Linked DNA regions of Mus musculus: region 2 is linked to region 1. The links are chromatin loops, found by intact Hi-C in ENCODE. Cell type or tissue: gastrocnemius. All regions are shown on one strand.

Region 1 (5,000 bases):
TGATTCCTTGTGTTTAAAACAATCTTTTTAGCAAATGTTTAAGGAGCAGGTAAATACAAAACACTGTCATGTACTCATGTACACATACAAACATAACTACGTAGATCTTAGAAATCAAGATCACATTCATGCACATGTGCTATGACAAAATATGAACAAAGATAAGAATGCCATAAAAATGTGAAGAGACACAAAAATAGCTTCTGTGTTAATTGGAGCAGAAATGTATTCTGACAAAAAAGGTGGCATGACTGATCGTATGAGTGAATAAAATGGTTCTAGACAGCTCATAAGCTTCTCCTTGTAAACTGGCTTTTTCTTTAAAAGAGTATTAAATTTGTAATCCTCAAATTCAAGATTTAAATAATATATCTAGGTTATAGTCTACTAGGTACTCTGAATAATTGTTTAAGGTCATCCCTCCCGTTTTGGAAAACAAGTTTTCCCCTTTGACACACTTATGTTTGTTCACAAACCCAGGGTTCTCAAAAGGCTGCCATATTTGCCCTTCCAGTCTTCTAGTCTGACTTTACAAGTCAGATACATTAGCTTTTCTTGTTTTTCCTCCACAGCCATCTTTTAAATGTGACCAAATAACTGTGTTATTTCATCTGGACCCAAGATCTGGTCACACACTCAGTATTTCTTGAATTGCTTATTCCAAAAGTTAGGTATGACTAGTCCTCCTGGAACAGGCAGTTTTTAAAACCCCCTACGTAGTCCTTGTCCACACTGATGTCACTCTGTGATGCAAAGCCAAACATAAAGTCTCTGACATAAGTTTCAGGGAAACATCGATATGGATTATCATTGAAACTGTAAATTGTTCCATTACTTTAGAAACCCCAGCAAATGCATCCATACATGCATTTAACTACCTACACACACACACACACACACACACACACACACACACACACACACACATCTAGCTTTTCTTGAATCTCTGATTGAACTGATTTCCAGAAATCGTCCTGGGACAATTGAGGTGTCTACGCTTTGGTAAGCACAGTTCCTGTCCACAAAGGATAATCATACGCTCCATTTTTCCTGTAAGTAACTATAAAACAAACATTGACACCGAAACAAAAATGTAAAGCCAGAAAGCCACAAATGACTGTGCTTAACATTTTACAAAACCCCACAAACACCGATCTGTTCTTGACTACATACTCACGCTGAATCTAAACATCATGAAGGTAGGGACGATTCCAAAGCAGCATGAAAAATCTAAGTTCAGATGTTCTACATCTCAACTTTTTGGGCCCAACTACTGATTCCTAAAAGCAAGTATAATACTAGCAAGTCACAAGAGACTTTCAAGTTCAATGGAAGATAGCGTGTGTTCCTACCGCGTGCGGAAAAAAAATAAAGATGCTTATATGAGTCAATTAACCTAACATTAACAATTAGAAAAAAGAATCCCACAAATGAAATACTGAAGATTCTCCAGCCTTACCTTGAGTTTAGGAACATTTCATCTCCGCATCTATTCCACCCCTTCTCCCGTGCACTCATCCCTAGCAGATTTCAACTATAAACCCCAGGAAGATTCGAGTGCTCCGACCCACTAAGAAAAGGGAAGTCGATCGGGTAGTCTGGCCGCCCGGCTCGGCGAGCTTCAGGTGCGCGCCCACGACCTGCAAAGGGGGCCCAAACAGGCCGAGCGAAGGACCGCCCCAAGCGCCTCTCTTACCTTCGTTATCACAGCCGCGTCCTCCCGGCTGGAGAAAGGGGGGGGGGGGGGGGAATCCAAATACAAAAAGGCAGGAGGCCCCGGGCTCGCGGCCGGGTGAAAGAAGCGCGTGGTCCGCGTCGAGGTGCTCGCCCTCAGCGTCCCGAGAACAGCCGCCGCCACAGCGGCCGCGCCACGGCCGCGGGCCGCCTGCACCCCGTCATCCTGCGGGGCTGCGGCGGGGCTGGCGTGCGCGGGGAGGCGCGCGCTCGCACCTCGCGGCGAGATGAGCTAATCCCTTCACACGCGCCCCGAAAGTGCCGCGGTCCCCGCAAGCTGCGGGCCGAAGTCAAGTCTCTTTCAAGTCCCGGAGCCCCGATTTCTGACAGCTCCCGGGAGTCTTAAAAGAACAATGTCGCGTCCGCGGAGCAGGGAAGCGCGCGCGGCGTGAAGCGGCGGGTGACTCCAGGGAGGCGGCTCTGTGTGAGAGTGCAAAGGAGAGCCTCGGTCACCCTCCTCCTCCTTCTCCTCCTCCTCTCCTTCCTCCTCCTCCCTCGCCTCCACCGCCTCCTCCGTCTCCTCCTCCTCTCTCAAGCACACCCCGTCTCCGAGGCCGCAGCATAGCAACCGAACATGGCGGCTGCGCAGCCCCCGACCAGTCAGAGCCCCGGAACGGCGGCCTCGGCAACAGGAGGCGGTCTCGCGAGAGGTGAAGCCACGCCCTCTGCTCCGCCTCCTTCCCGCCTCCTACCCGGTTTCGGAGCGCGGGCGCCTGCCTAGAAGCACTGGTACTCACAGGTGCGAGAGAGACGGGATTTAGCGGGTTGGGAGGGGAGGGCGTGGCTCTGTGTCCACACCCCATCGCCAGGCAGCGATTGGTTCCTTGACTGTCAGTTCTGCCCCTCCTCCCTCTTCTAAGATGTACTTACTGACGGACTCTAGGGACACAAAAGAGGGGCAATAGCACAGAGTGGGGAAACTCGACCTCCTGGCATCAGGTTGTCCCAACTAAGTGCTAATAGAGGGTATAGGCTTTGAAGTGCAGTTTTCAATCAGTTCTCCTAAACATAAGGCCCTTGAAAACAAAGCCTAAGCAAAAGACGTTTCATGGATAAAACAAAGGATAGGTGCTTTCTGTGTGCAAGGAACACTGCTTTTTAAATCAAAGTCGTTCAATCATTTTAAGAATGAGGGTTGGTATTATCATGCCATGACCTTGAGGAGGGTATACCCTTAATATTTTCTGGGTAATACAAACTTGATGATGATAGAACATTCCTATAGAATAGGTGACCTCAACTAGGATCAAATGAAGGAAGGGTAAGTTGGGAGGACCCTCACATTTCCTCTTTGCTTGTTTTTCGTTTTTGTTTGTTTGTTTGTTTGTTTTACATTTCTTTATTTTGTATACACCTAAAATATGTGTGTCCATCTGTCTGTGTGTCTGTCTGTCTATCAGAGGACAAGGTTTGAGAGTTGGTAATCCTATGTGGGTCGCAAGGATTGAGCCAGACTTGGCAGCCAATTCCTTTCCTTTATCCTTTGACCCACCTCAAAAGTCCTTGACGTTTTTACCCACTTGGGGGTGGGGGGGGTGCCCTTTTCTGTGGCCAGGGTTCTTGTTAGATCTTAATCTCAATCTCTGTCACTAGAGACCTTATTTATAAAAAATGTTTTTCCTGGTGGTAGTGATGAATGCCTTTAATTCTGCCATTTGGGAGGCAGGGGAAGGTGGATTTCTGTGAGTTCCAGGCCAACTTGATATACAGAGCAAGTTCCAGGACAGCCAAGGCTAGACAGAGAAGCCTTGTCTTGAAAAACCAAAATAGATAAATAGATAGATATATAAATAGTTGGTTTGTTCAAAGGCCTCAGGAGAGAGCACTTGCCCAGTATATGTACAAGGTCCTCAGTGCCCAACACCCACATGCTACAAAGCTGCTTTTCTCCATGTTGACAAAATGATTTTACCGATAAGGAAAATCTGTTCAAAACTGTGGAAGACAATAATTTAAATTAATTTCTTCTCATTCTCATTCTGCTCCTACTCTTTCTTGTCCAGCTGGTGATGGACACTTGACCACATAGGAGGCTGAGGCAGGAGGATTAAGAGTTCAAGAACATCCTTAACTACACAGAAAGTCTCAGGCCAGCCTGTGCTCCATGATACCCTGTCTCAGAACCCAAGTGAGACAGGACAGCTCCAGGCGGTGCTCACTCGTTCTTCCCTAAGTCTGTATTCTTTCCTCCAGCTCTCCGTTTTGAAATCCTTTGTTTGTGGCATTGCTAAAATGCTTCTTATCTCACCTGGGTCAGCATTCATTCGTCCTTGAACAAAAGTTCAAAGAGAATTCGCCAGAGTCAAGCACCAAGTAATGATTTCTTCCTTCTGCAACACAGATGGCTCTAGGTTTAAACATCCCTTTAGTGCTTTTCACAATGTTCGTCTTACTACACAATCCTCAGCCCTGTGTGGGTATTGCTGATAGTCCGTGATTTGATCACTGCTATTACCTAAGGCAAAGCCTCTTAGTCATCTCTGCAGCCCTCAGAATGCCTGAGGACATTGCCTAGCAGGGGGAAATAAAGGCAGGGAAAGAACAAAACCTTTGAATCACAGGTGAGTAGGGTTTCAAGAAAATACCTGAAGTAGAGTCTGGCAAGAAAAGTCAGTCAGTAAACGTCTTGCTGAGCAAGCACAAGGACCTGTGTTCGGATTCCCCAGAGCACATGTAAAAAGCCAGGCATGGTGAGCCATTCACAGCTGTGCCACCATCAGCCCTGACTCTACCTCAAGACTGTCACTACTAATCATCACTAATGCCCAAAAGACATCCCCTGCCTGCTGGTCATTCTCTATTTTCTCCTCCCCAGTCCTTTACCAAGTCATAATCTATTTCCTGTCTCTATGTGTTGGCCTACTCTGCATATTTCACGTAAACAGAGTAACTTCCCAAACAGAGCCTTCATAGTGGAAATCACGGAGATGGGCCCTTTAACGTACCAGCATTCACTGTCATCCCTAGAAAATTCTATGTTCATCTTACACCTACCTTCCTGCATCCCTGAAAAAGAAGGAGCAAGGAATTGTCTAAGAGAGGAAGTGGAGGGGGACGGTTGCTTTACAGGCTGTGTGGCTCAGATAGTAGGATGCTTGCTTTAAGTGCGTCAAACCCTGGGTTAAATCTTTAGGAGAGCATAAGACCCCACATAATGACCCATGTGTGAAATTCTAGCACTCAAGACATTGAAGCAGGAGGATCAGAAATTCAAAGAAGTGATTCTCACTACGTGATGAGTTTGAGACTCTCAAAAAAAAAAAAAA
Region 2 (5,000 bases), 57 kb after region 1:
ACAGTGGTCCTGCTGGTGACCTACCCCAAATCCATTTTCTCAGTGTTCCTATGAATAAAACAGAGACTTTGTTCAGGTCGACAGTGTACCTACCCGGCAGCTAAAAAAGGCTTGCTTCCTTGGTACTCTTGAAGTTACCAGGGACCTTGTGATCAAGTTTAGGCCAAGGAGATACAGATGAAAGTCCTTGGGCAATGTGATCCTTCCAGAACAAAGAGGCCAGCCAGCCACAGTGGCTGCACAACTCTGTAGCCACAGGACCACGGTCCAGCCCAGGATGGGGTGTGTTCAGCTGAGTACATAATTGTTGCTCCAAGCAAACTAACAAAACAAAACAACTACCCAAACACAAATGTAATCAACGACAAGGGGGAGGAGAGGGTGGGTGTAAGGAAGTTGGCGACTGAGACCCAGCATGCCCTCTGTGGCACAGAGCAGAGGAAGCAGAGGAAGAGATGTGTGCAGAATGGATGTGGGCCAGTGGGTAGCCACCTGAGTGGAGACCATGGGGCTGGAGGGATGGCTCAGTGGTTAAGAGCATTTGTGCCTCATGGAGAGGACCCAAGTTTGCATTACAGAGTTCACCATGGGCAGTTTGCAGCTGCCTATAACTCCAGCTTCTGGGGTTTCGGTGCTGTCTTCTGGCCTGTGGACTCACATGCACCTGATCCTCTCCCCAGAAGACATATAAACATGGGAACTGGGTGTGAGAGCCTTTACTTCCAGCGCTTGGAAGGCAGAAGCAGGGAGATGACTGTGAGTTCGAGGCCAGCCTGGTCTATGGAGCAAGACTCCAAGCTAGAGATACATAGTAAGGGGGCAGGTACAGGGGACATACCCTAACGGGACTGTGGTGAGCGACTCTCTGTGGACTTCTACTCTTATAACACTAGTGCTTGTTCCTAGAATACGACATTCCCCACATCAGGCTATGTCTTGTGGCCAAGGTAATAAATAGATATATACACACACACTCACATGCACACGTGGCCAACTCTAAGCAGACTGAAGAGTCTCTGTAGCTCGGGCGGTCCCTCTGTTGGTAAAGTGCTCGCTGTGCAATCCTTGGGGAAATCTCAAACAATCTCTTGTTTAGGGGAAGTGAGAGTTTATGTTGAGCAGTTTTTGTAGCTCTCCTTAGCCCTGGGTCACATGTGGTCCACAGGCTGAGGTTGGACACACATAGTGACAGAGAGGAGCTGGGCAGAGGCAGAACACTCACCTGTCCATTCACTACCTTTCAACTGCTTACGAAGTGTCAGGGAAAAAACAGGCACAGTACAAGGCTTTTGTCTCAAAGCCCGCCTGCCTGCCTGCTCTCTTTCTCCTTCCTTCCTTCCTTCCTTCCTTCCTTCCTTCCTTCCTTCCTTCCTTCCTCCCTCCCTCCCTCCCTCCCTCCCTCCCTTCTTTAGCTCACAGCTAGAGCAGAGACTTTCCCACATCAATGTGACTTAGGGGACAGGAAGGGAAGTTCACACTTGGTGAGTCCTATAATGACCTGGACACAGGGTTAGTCACACACACACACACACACACACACACACACACACACTGAGCTCCATCTGGCATCACAGAGAACACAATGATTGTATTCGTCAGCCCATTCTATGAGTGGATAAACTGAGGAATTCAGTCAGAGAGCACAGATTCTAAGAAATGCTACCTCCTCCAGTTCTAAGCTGGGTGAGAGTCTGGCTGAGGAAAATCCAGGCCATCTGAGCTCATGTGGCCTACTTTATCTAGCTGCCTTCCTCTTCTGTATATCCCTCCCCTCCTGCCCTCCTCCTCTCCTCTTCTTATAAGATGCACCATCTCATAGATTTATGATATTATGAATCTTAAGACTACAGTTCTATGGGTATACGCACTGATGTCTAAATGGAGCAAGGGTCCAGTATGTCTCGTTTTTGCTTTTTGTCAGAGCATTTTTCCCCTTCCAGGCAAGCATTTTTAGACTGTTCCTTCCAAACACTTTCTAAATTTGAATGTGATGTCGACACTCTCCTCTCCCTCAGCCGCGTCCCTCTTCATGGAGCATCAGGCCATTCTAGACACCAGGCATGGGGCGGTACAGATGCAGAACCTAAGAGGCAAAGTCAAGGAGAGTCACATCATCCAGGGACCCACAACAGCAGACGCTGGTACCGACCCCAGCACTGAGACAGCTTTTCCTTGAGACAGGGTTTCACATATCCCAGGGGCTGCTTCCTTAAGAAGCCAAGTATGGGGCTGGAGAGATGGCTCAGCGGTTAAGAGCACTGACTGTTCTTCCACAGGTCCTGAGTTCAAATCCCAGCAACCACATGGTGGCTCACAACCATCTTTAACAGAATCTGAAGCCCTCTTCTGGTGTGTCTGAAGACAGCTACAGTGTACTCAAATACATAGAGTAAATAAATAAATCTTTAAAAAATTAAGAAACTAATATTAAATTAGCAAAAAGGAAGCCATGTGTGACCTTGGACACCTGATCCTCTCATCCCATCCCCCCACCCTCAGCCCCGTCCCCTCCAGTTCTATGACCACTGCCATGCTGGTTATGTGTCCTGGAGATGGAACCCAGGACTTTGTCATGTTGTACAAGCACTCTACCAACTGAGCCACACCCCCAGCCCCAAGACAGAGTTCTTACCAGTTAAAGAACATCACGCAACACGATGAGTCTACGATTTGTTTATTTCCATTAGTAATGGAGGACATTTGGATTGATTTCTCGGATCATGATTCTTCTTCAACATCTGTCATTTCCTGTGCCCTAACTGATGGGGTTCTCTCTATAGCTTACAGGCTTGGAGAACCTGAGAAACACCAGAGGCCAAGCCTCCCTCAGGCCAAGAGGCCTTGGAAAACCATAATGGCCGTGAAATCCTGCCGGCCTTTGCTAGATTACAGATGAGGAAGAGGCTTGGGGAGAGCAGGGGAAGACTCTGGAGGACATCGCAGGGCTGGGGCTAGGGCTGACCCTGGTGGGGGGTGGTTACACTTGCACTCCCCCTTGAGGGTTATTAATAAATGCTAGAATCTCAGCCTTCAGGCCTTCTTGCTGTCTTTCTCCACCCAGAGACTCCTGGGAGCCTGCCTGGCCCGGGGCCACGGGGAACTTGCGCCCCCTGCTGGCCAGAGGGACACCTGCATTAACCTGTGCCAGCTGGCATTCACAGATTGTCTGGATTCTGGGCACTCAGACTCTGAGAAGTCCCTCCCTGCCACAAAATCCCCATAAACCTCTGAGGTCCATTGGGTTCAGCTCGCTACAATACAGAACAGGAGTGCAACAGCGTCTGTAGCTGTTTTAAATGGACATACATAGCACAGACTTTAAAATTACATGTTGCTTGCATGTGTACACATTCATGTATGTGTATGTGTGTATGGATGCATGTTCCTGGGGTCCATCTGCTCCCACCCACAATGTTGGGGTTACAGGCACCCACAGTCATGCCTTGCTTTTTACACTGGTGCTGGGGAGGCAAACCCAGGTCCTCATGTTTGTACAAGTGTCCTTACCCACCAAACCATCTCCCCAGTTCTTCTGTGTTTTTGTTTGCATGTTTTTGTTATCTCTTTTTGTTTTTTAGAGCTCTGAACCCAGAGATTACTGACTCAGCTGGACTGGCTGGCCAGCCAGGATCAGAGATCCTTCTGTCTCACCTCCTCAGAGCTATGAATACTAGTGTCACCACAGCTGGCATTTTAAGTGGGTGCTGGGTATCCAAACTAGGTTCTTTATGCTTGTGTGGCAAACACATCACTGGTTGAGACATCTTCTGTTCCCTGGCTCAAGAACAATCTGACTCAGACTCAAGTCTTCCACCACTGCAGTGCCCAGGCCCCTGCCCTTCCCCCAGACCCATGCTACTCTCAATTTGTCTCTTGACTCTGGTGAAAAGAAAAGTTGTTCTGTTTTTTAAAAGATAAGGAGAGGGGGGATGTGTTTTGGTGGATGTGTGGTGAGGTATAGGGGAAGGGGGTGCCTCTGCGGGCCCATGCTGAGGCATCCCTTCCCCCTGAGGAACCAGCCACACGACTAGAATAGTATAGAATAGAGTTTATTCAGGGCATGGGGAGGGGAGTTGAGAGGGTAGTAGAGGCAGAGAAAGAGAGAGAGAGAGAGAGAGAGAGAGAGAGAGAGAGAGAGAGGAGAGAGAGAGGAGAGAAGAGAGAAGAGAAGCTGACTATGAGCATGTGGGGATGGGGAATGGGAAGAGGGGTAAGAGGACAGAGTCAGAGCAGGAAGGCAAGAGCAAGAGGCGAGGAGGGGACCAAGCAGCCCCTTTTATAGTAAGCCAGGCAACCTAGCTGTTGCCAGGTAACTGTGGGGCGGAGCTTAGGCAAAGTGCTAACAAAAGTAATTTTATTTTGCTCTGAATTTTACATTTCTATTTGGAGCTCCAACTTCACCAAGAAGTTGTGGCAACTTGCGTACAATTACTTCAAGTTCGCCTTTCTGAGGAATGAGGTTCTAGGGAAAAGGGGGGCAGGCAGGGGGAGAAAAATAGGTCCTATGCATGCCACATCTTGAGAGGCAAAGAGATCCCTTGAGCTCATTGGTCAGCCAGGGTAGCCAATCAGTGAGCTTCGGAGATCAGGGGGAGACCCTGTGTGACAAACAAACAAGCAAGCAGACAGACAGACAGACAGACAGACAGACAGACAGACAAGGTGGAGAGCAGAAGACATCTGACATACACCCGCAGGCCCCTATGCGCTCTATATGCACAAGGAAAAGTAGATAATACAAGCACCGTTCCATTCTAAGGCAGACCGGGTGGCGCACGATCCTCCGGGAGCTGGGTTTTCGTACAACTGTCAGCAACAGGGAAAAGAGTCTGTGAGGTCTAGCTGTAATCAGAAGCATCGCATCCCTGCTGGCTGCTTCCCATGGAAACATGTCCTGCATCCATTCTTCTCTTGATGAACAGACATCCTGGGCTGGTTCCATAACTCTGCTGTAGTGAATAGCATTGCAACAAACAAGGGTGAGCAAGGGTGAAGTCTGG

Evidence for each region. A loop is a pair of places that touch in the nucleus more often than their neighbours do. Peaks named below come from ENCODE experiments on the same cell type or tissue, not always from the same donor. Only the 100,000 strongest peaks of a DNase experiment are listed, where the experiment ranks them.
Region 2: a loop joins it to region 1, with 2.6 times the contacts of the local background. A loop is called at or near these places in 13 of 42 quality-filtered maps.

The regions. Positions count from the first base shown.
Region 1 is chr1:119,835,206-119,840,205 of GRCm38, forward strand. It overlaps Ptpn4 (protein tyrosine phosphatase, non-receptor type 4), which reads right to left and starts at 1,866. Exons shown (of 27, transcript NM_019933.2): 1 at 1,697-1,866. In gastrocnemius, no CTCF peak of the experiment used is centred here; DNase peaks (open chromatin) are centred at 2,375 and 3,257; H3K4me3 peaks cover 2,912 bases; H3K27ac peaks cover 2,980 bases.
Region 2 is chr1:119,892,088-119,897,087 of GRCm38, forward strand. No RefSeq gene overlaps it. Among named protein-coding and RNA genes, the nearest start is that of Gm28209, 8.0 kb to the right of the region's middle. In gastrocnemius, a CTCF peak has its summit at 3,119 (motif pointing left); a DNase peak (open chromatin) is centred at 3,099.